2 separate regions of the Homo sapiens genome follow, and region 2 is linked to region 1. A link is a contact called in ENCODE POLR2A ChIA-PET data. All regions are on one chromosome and are shown on one strand. Each heading gives the region's core, a stretch centred on a gene start or an enhancer-like site at or near the end of the contact. The rest is flanking DNA. Distances are from core to core; before and after follow the strand shown.

What was found. ChIA-PET counts read pairs that join two places held with the same protein, here RNA polymerase II (POLR2A).
Region 2: POLR2A ChIA-PET joins it to region 1 with 10 read pairs in naive thymus-derived CD4-positive, alpha-beta T cell. The contact joins the enhancer-like site here to the promoter of B3GNT4 in region 1. POLR2A ChIA-PET finds 5 or more read pairs at or near these places in 4 of 52 experiments (Caco-2, H1, K562 and 1 more).

What each region holds. Positions count from the first base shown.
Region 1 is chr12:122,201,792-122,205,885 of GRCh38, reverse strand. It overlaps B3GNT4 (UDP-GlcNAc:betaGal beta-1,3-N-acetylglucosaminyltransferase 4), which reads right to left and starts at 2,177. Exons shown (of 3, transcript NM_030765.4): 1 at 2,085-2,177; 2 at 1,202-1,364. The coding sequence starts at 1,267. LRRC43 (leucine rich repeat containing 43) reads right to left here. Exons shown (of 12, transcript NM_001098519.2): 12 at 2,415-2,571. The coding sequence ends at 2,444. RefSeq lists a silencer at 1,863-2,492.
Region 2 is chr12:122,667,065-122,671,158 of GRCh38, reverse strand. No RefSeq gene overlaps it. Among named protein-coding and RNA genes, the nearest start is that of MIR9902-1, 27 kb to the left of the region's middle. Within about 2 kb of position 1,663, at least 2 of the 41 ENCODE cell types and tissues checked have a DNase peak (open chromatin) inside an H3K27ac peak, as active enhancers do.

The DNA.
Region 1 (4,094 bases), core at 928-3,427:
GTGGGGTCCTGTGTTGGGCGTCTCCAAGATGACCAGGAGTGCACTGCTTCCCTCGGAGGAGAACCAGCACCACAGGGTGGCCGTGGCCACCAAAGCACACACCCTTTACACCTGCCTCAGAGGTCGGGGCTTCCAGGAGGGAGGGAGGGAGACAAAGCCACACACCACAAGAGGGGAAGCAGGAAAGCTGGGGACTTGTATCAGGGATGGCTTCCGAGGCACCCCGCCCCGCCTTCCCACCACGTTCTAAGTGCTGATTTCTCCCAGGGACCTGAAAAGAAGGATGAGGAGACAGAATCCACCAGTGTGGCCTGCCCGAGCTCCACGTAGCAAAGCCTGTCTTCAGTTTCTCATTTTTGTCCCTCTGGTGTCTCCCTCTGCCCCAGTCCCCTCCCCTTGACCTCCACTGCCAAGTCATCCTGTCCCTTCACTTCTGACCAGTCTGCCGCATTGGCCACTGCCACAGCCGCCGTCACCAGAAAAGCAACTGCTAGGTGCTAGGGATGCAGTGGCAAGCAAGACAGGGTCGCTGCCCTCTCAGAGGGGAGCACAAAACGCATAGGAACCAGGTATGTTGAGAAGTTACAGTCTAATGCAGAGAATTGGCTGACGCGGAGGACGGATCCCATAGCCAAGGGTAGCTAAAAAGCCCTCCTTGATGGAGGGACGTTTGAGCAAGAACTGAGTGAGGAATGGCACCTTGCGTGAAGACCTGGGGTCTCTGCAGGCCGTGGGCAGAGTCAGGCAGCTCCAGGGCAGGAGAGAGGGGAGAAAGAAGGGAGACGGGGGCCCAGCAGGTTTACAGTAGGAAGAGGCCAGCCCGGCTAGTGAAAGAGCTAAGGGTTTTGTTGGTTTTTTTTGAGACAGTGTCTCTGTCACCCAGACTCTAGTGCAGTGGCACAATTATAGCTCACTGCAGCCTGGAACTCCTGGGTTCAAGCGATCCTCCGGCCTCGGCCTCCCCAGTAGCTGGGACTACAGGCGTGCAGGGCCCGGCTAATTTATTTTTTGTAGAGATGTGGTATCTTTTGTTGCCTGGGCTGGTCTGGAACTCCTGGCCTCAAGCGATCCTCCCGCCTTGGCCTCCCAAAGCGTTGGGACTACAGGCGTGAGCCACCGGCCAGAGTTTTCTGAGCCCCCTGGAGATCTATGCGGGGGTGGGGGACAAGGGGGTCTGGCAGAGGCGGTGAAAGAATCTGACCTTTGGTAAAAGGCCACTCCTACCGCCCCTTCCCTGGTGGGCTGCGGAAGGCTGGGGAGGAAGCATGAACGGCAGCTGGAGACTGTCTCCGTGCTCAGGATGCCGGGCGGCGGCGGCGGCGGGGTCGAAGCGAGATGAGTCTCAGGTGTGCGAGCACCGCGGGCTGTGGACGAGAGGCCCGGGCGGGCGGCGGTGCCATTCACCGAGAAGGGCGCACAGCAGGTGGCTTGGTTCCGTCCCAGGAGGTTTCAGCCCAGGCTGCGCCGCGGCCCGGGTGGCCCCTGTCCCGCCGCGGGCGTCCCCAGGCGCTGGCCGCACGGCCTCGCCCCGCCGCCCTCCGAGCCGCGGAGACCCCAGAGCCCGGCTCTCCACCCGCCGCGGAGCGCACGACCCCGTCTGGTGGGGCGCGGGTCCTGAGGCTGCGCTCGGCCTTGGGCGGCAGCCGCCTCGGATCCCCACAGGACTCGGTGACCCAAAACGCCCTGGCGCGGGCAGGGGGCGAACTCTGGTTCATTCTTTCAACGCGACAGTCTCCGAAGGGCTGACGGCAGCAGAGACCCACTCTGCGGGGACCCCCGGGCCGGGGTTGGCAGCAGCGCTGCGCGTCGGGCGCGGGCGGCCCAGGCTGGCGGGGTCTACCGCGCCCGGCTCCAGCCTCTGTCCCCAGCCTGGAGAACCGAAGCCGAGCGGCCCGTGGGCCCCGAGCCGTGCCCGCCGAGGCCAGACTCGCGCCGCACCCGGGCGGGGCCGGCGTCCTCGCGGGGACCCTGGGGGACCGGGGAGCGGGCCGCGGGGTGCAAAGGCACGGCCGCCCTGGCGACGCCCCTCCCTGCACGGTGACCCAGCCTCCCTCACAGCAGCGGCGTCCCGGCCCCCAACCTACCTGAGCGTGACGCCGGGGTACGGGCGTGGAGCTCGTGCAGCGGAGCCAGGGCGGATGGCGCCCAGGTGCGCGGAGCTCTCGGGGCTCGGGAGTGGGCGGGGCTTCTGGAGGAGGTGGGAATTTGGGGCGGGGTTCTGGCGGGGGCGGGTTTGGGGCCTCCCCGGACCCAGCCGCGGGTCTCCGCAGCGCCGGAGGCTGGACGCACGCGTCCCGCGCCCGGTCCTGGGGTCCGCACGAGCCGGGTCGGGCAGAGGCTGCTCCTCCTCCCCAGGACGCCGGCGCCACACCCGCCCCCCGACGCGTGCGGCGGGACAGAAGCGGAGGCGGGAGTGCTGGGAACAGCCTTTACTGCCCACGCCCTACACGGCGAACATGCGCAGAGCCTCCTCCGCCGAGCGGCACTGGTTCAGCTGGATCTGCACCTCTACGGTCAGGGGCTCAGGGTGGTAATCGCCTTCGTAGATCGGAATCACGGCTTTCGGCTTTTCTGAGAAAATTTAAGTGCGAGCATGAGCCCCGGGAGACGGATGGGCTGGCGTTCTCGGCCGCCCTGACCCATCCCATATGCAAGCCCTGGACCCTGTCCCAGCGGGAGCACAGTTTTGGTCCTCGGGTGTTAACAGTAATAAGAAATAAAATTAAATTGTATTTAATTAGATCATTTAATAAATCGCAGCTGTTTGAGTTGCAAGACTGGCTGCTTTTTGCTTTGAGACAGTGTCGTGCTCCGTCGCCCAGGCTGGAGTGCGGTGGCATGATCCCGGCTCACTGCAACCTCCGCCTCCCAGGTTCAAGCGATTCTCCTGCGTCAGCCTCCAAGTAGCTGGGATTACAGGCGCCTGTCACCACGACCGGCTATTTTTTGTAGTTTTAGTAGAGACGGGGTTTCACCATGTTGGCCAGCCTGGTCTCGAACTCCTGACCTCAAGTGATCCGCCTGCCTAGGCCTCCCAACGTGCTAGGATCACAGGCGTACACTACCGAGCCCAGCTGCAGATATTTTCTTAAAAATGAAGTAATTATAGCACTTCAGGGGAAACAACTGAAAGCATTTCAATAAATGTATAACATTTGCCCTAAAAATGAGACAACATTGTATCTGCCACCATGAATTTACCAATTTTCCAATACGCAAAGACCTTTCTAATGATGTGGGTGGTGATAGTAAAGAACGTGATCTTTGGAAAATGTATAGTGACAGGTGTCAACTGTTGGAATATCTGCATAAGTCTGTTAACCTGTAGTTTACAAGTAACTCATGCATGTTACAAACTGCATGGTAAAATATCCGTTCAAAATGCAAACTAGATTAATGAATTTTAATCTGATTATGAAAAATTCAATATAGATTGTTTTCACATTGTAACAACCTTTAAGAAATTACCACTTGTCAAATTTGGTGTAATATTAAAGAAATTATATTATTTTAAGGTCTATTAAAATACTCCCTCTTTTCCAATTATGGGCCTGAGGTTGGATTTTCTTTGTGCACGTCAATTACAGCAACATATTGCAAGCAGTTGACTGCAGAAGTAGCTGTAAGAATCCAGCTGTCTTCAATTAAGCCAAACATTAAAGAGATTAAAAAAAAAAAAACCTTTTTAAGGCCATCTTAACCCACAGATAAGTATCACAAATCACATGTTCATATAGGCATGGGTTTTGAAGTCCAGCAGCATATGCCCTCCAACGTTTACTTCTTCAGGCTGGCGTGAAATGGCGCGATCTCAGCTCACTGCCACCTCTGCCTTCCAGGTTCAAGCGACTCTCCTGCCTCAGTCTCCTGAGTAGCTGGGATTACAGGCACCCACCACCGCACCTGGCTAATTTTTGTGTTTTCAGTAGAGACGGGGTTTCACCATGTTGGCTAGGCTGGTCTCGAACTCCTCACCTCAGGTGATCCGCACGCCAAAGTGCTGGGATTACAGGCGTGAGCCACCATGTTGGGCCTGTTTCCACTTTTCGGCTTCAGTATGATGGGTTGCTCTGCTATGATCGGGCCTCATGCTT
Region 2 (4,094 bases), core at 414-2,913, 470 kb before region 1:
CCTTTAGCTTGTGGGATCTGATGCTAACTCCAGGCTGAACAGTGTCAGATTTGAACTGTAGGACACCCAGTCAGTGTCCAAAGAGAACTGGAGTGCTGCTTGGTGTGGAAACCCCAGTGGGTGTCAGGAGTGTTGTGAGTGTAGAGAAAAATAGTTTATTTTTTTTCTTTTAGGGATGAAATAGATCAAGGAGGGTTGGGCGCGGTGGCTCACGCCTGTAATCCCAGCACTTTGGGAGGCCGAGGCAGGTGGATTGTTTGAGGGCAGGAATTTGAAACCAGCCTGGACAACATGGCGAAACCCTGTCTCTACAAAAAAAAAAAAAAAAAAATACAAAAATTAGCCAGGCGTGGTGGTGCGCACCTGTGGTCTCAGCTACTTGGGAGGCTGAGGCAGGAAAGTTGCTTGAGTGTGGGAGGTTGAGGCTGCAGTGAGCTGAGATCGTGCCACTGCACTCTGGCCTCGACAACAGAGAGAAACCCTGCTAAGGAAAGGAGGGGAGGGGAGGGGAGATCAAGGAGCTGAGAGGACAGGGTACTTCAGTGAGGAAAATAGTAGGTCCTATGTTTCTCATTTTAAGAGTGAGGAAATTAGTCATGAAGGAAACAAGGAGACCTTCTTTTTTTTTTTCTTTTTTTTTTTTTTTTGAGACGGAGTCTCGCTCTGTCGCCCAGGCTGGAGTGCAGTGGCGGGATCTCGGCTCACTGCAAGCTCCGCCTCCCGGGTTCACGCCATTCTCCTGCCTCAGCCTCCCAAGTAGCTGGGACTACAGGCGCCCGCCACTACGCCCGGCTAATTTTTTGTATTTTTAGTAGAGACGGGGTTTCACCGTTTTAGCCGGGATGGTCTCGATCTCCTGACCTCGTGATCCGCCCGCCTCGGCCTCCCAAAGTGCTGGGATTACAGGCGTGAGCCACCGCGCCCGGCCCAAGGAGACCTTCTTACCAAGCCTGGGAACTCAGAAGCTAGGGGAAAAAAAGACGGATATATTTGACCGTATAAACACTGAAACATTTTGTGTGACAAGGGATACCAGAAATAAAACCAATTCAAATGATGGAGCTGAAAAAATATTTGTAATACAAATAATAGTCACCAACTTCTATTGATGAACTTAGTGTGTGCCAGGCTGAATTCTACGTACCTGACACACATTAACTCATCATCTCTAACAGCACTATGAAGGAGGAATTACCGTGATGATGATGATGATGATCACTATTTTATAGTTGAGTACAGAGGTTAAATAATGAAGGTAAATAATTTGCTGAGGTCATGTGGCCAGTCAGGGCTCAGTCAAGATGTAACCTTTGGCAGCCTGCCCCAGCACCAAACCTCTTAATCACTTTGTAGATGAAAGCCAAAAGTCAAATGGACACTATATAAAGAGCTTTTACAAATTGTTCTGAAAAAGAGAATCAACCAATACAGAAATGGACTTAGACTATAAATAGACCATTTGCGGAGGAGCAAAACCAAATGGGTAACCAACAGTATGAAGAGACCCTCAAACTTACAGGGGTCAGACACTTGCGAATGAAAGCAGCAATGAGACATCTCTCTACATTCCTCAGAATAAACTGATTCATCAAGCTAAAACGAGAAAAAAAATCTCAAATGCTGGCAGGAATATGGAGAAAAGGGCATGCTCAGATATGAAGTTTTGTAGTCATTTGGGAAAGCAATTTGGCAACATCTGTTAAAATGGAAACTAAACATACCCTTTGATCTTCTAATCCCACTCTTGAGAATCTATCCAAAGAAATAAAAACACCAACACTTAAGGACAAGAATGTGTATTGGAGCACTGTTTTTGTGTGTGTGCATGTGGCAGAAAACTGACCACAAAGTGAACGCCCATCAAAAAGAAAAGGCATAACGAATAATGCTACTTCCACCCTATGGAATATCATATAGCTATATAAAAGGAATCAATGCCGGCCGGGCGTGGTGGCTCCCGCCTGTAATCCCAGCACTTTGGGAGGCCAAGACAGGTGGATCATGAGGTCAAGAGATCGAGACCATCCTGGCCAACATGGTGAAACCCCGTCTCTACTAAAAATACAAAAAAATTAGCTGGGCGTGGTGGTGCATGCCTGTAGTCTCAGCTACTCAGGAGGCTGAGGCAGGAGAATTGCTTGAACCCAGGAGGCGGAGGTTGCAGTGAGCTGAGATCACGCCACTGCACTCTAGCCTGGCAACTGAGCAAGAGACTGTCTCAAAAAAAAAAAAAAAAAAAAAAAAAAGAAATCAATGCCTCTGACTGGCAAAGTTTCCGCAAATTATTGTGAAGTGTGAAAAGCATGATACAAAAAATGTGTACATTGTCTCCCATTTTTATGAAACAAAAAATATCTATATGTAGAGGACTTTATGCAGACACAGGAAAGCATAGAGAACGCCTATGGGTTAATATCTGTTACTTGTAGGGAGGGGTTGGGAGACTTATGTGGGTTGAGCTGGAAAACCAGGAGTCAGATGAGAAAAAGCTTTACCAGGGGTGGCAAACCACAGCCCACAGGCCAAACTAGCCTGCCACCTTTTATAAATAAAGTTTTAAAAAAATAAATAAAGTCTTTTATAAATAAAGTTTTATTGGAACATAGCTATTCACAGGGCCAGGACTAGGGAGAGGCTGAACCACTCGCTCACTCTCAGCATCACCCCTGCACTTTCAGGACCTGAGATGAGTGTCTCCTTAGAGTGTGCACCCCAGGGGCCTCTGTCCTCTCACCCTAGAGTATTTGCATTCATTTACGTATGATCTGTGGCTTCTTTGTCACTACAAGGCAGAGTTGAGTAGTTGGGACAGAGACTGCATGACTTGCAAGCCTGAAATATTTACAGCACAGGTAAAGTTTGCAGGACTAAGTTTGCCTGGAGTAGTCTAAAATAAAATTGGGTATATGGGCCAGGTGCAGTGGCTCGAGCCTGTAATCCTAGTACTTTAGGAGTTCGAGGTGGGCAAATAGCTTGAATCCAGGAGTTCAAGATCAGCCTGGGAAACATGGTGAAACCCATCTTTACAAAAAAAAAAAAAAAAAAAAAAAGATTACCCCAGGTGTGGTGGTGTGTGCTTGTGGTACCAGCTACTCAGGAGGCTGAGGTGGGAGGATCGCTTGAGCCTGGGAGGTGGGCAGTGAGCTGAGATTGAGCCACTGCACTCTAGCCTGGGTAACAAAGTGAGACCTTATCTCACAAAAAAAAAAAAAAAAAGGCCAGGAGCAGTGGCTCACGCCTGTAATCCCAGCACTTTAGGAGGCTGAGGCGGGCAGATCACAAGGTCAGGAGTTTGAGACCAGCATGGCCAACATAGTGAAACACTGTCTCTACTAAAAATACAAAAATTAGCCGGGCATGGTGGCGCGTGCCTGTGGTCTCAGCTACTCGGGAGGCTGAGGCAGGAGAATCACTTGAACTGGGAGGTGGAGGTTGCAGTGAGCAGAGATCGTGCCACTGCCCTCCAGCCTGGGCAACAGAGTGAGACTTCGTCTCAAAAAAAAAAAATAGATATATGAACACATTAACATACCCAATAAAAGATTCTGTATTTGTCTGTCTATATATAAATTTTAACAAAATAAGATGAATCAGAGTCTTTAATCTGGTAGCCTACTGGCCCGAAGGGTTGGCTATTGTGTTTTTGGTGAGCCAGCAGTGATTTTATAAATTCCTATAGTCTTCTGAGTCTGTGTCCCCTGCACGTGTTTCCATTAGACACAAGGTTTGCCCTCCCAAGGACCACAGTATATAAACAAATACACAGTCTATCTGTGGAATTTTTTTTTTTTTTTGAGTCGAGTCTCACTCTGTCTCCCAAGCTGGAGCACAGTGGCATGATCTTGGCTCACTGCAACCTCTGCCTCCCATGTTCAAGTGATTCTCCTGCCTCAGTCCCCCTAGTAGCTGGGATTACAGGTGAACACCAACACGTCCGGCTAATTTTTGTTATTTTTAGTAGAGACGGGGTTTCACCATGTTGGCCAGGCTGGTCTCAAACTCCTGACCTTAGGTGATCTGCCTGCCTTGACCTCCCAAAGTACTCGGATTACATGTGTGAGCCACCGAACCTGGCCTGTGGAATTAAAATTTGG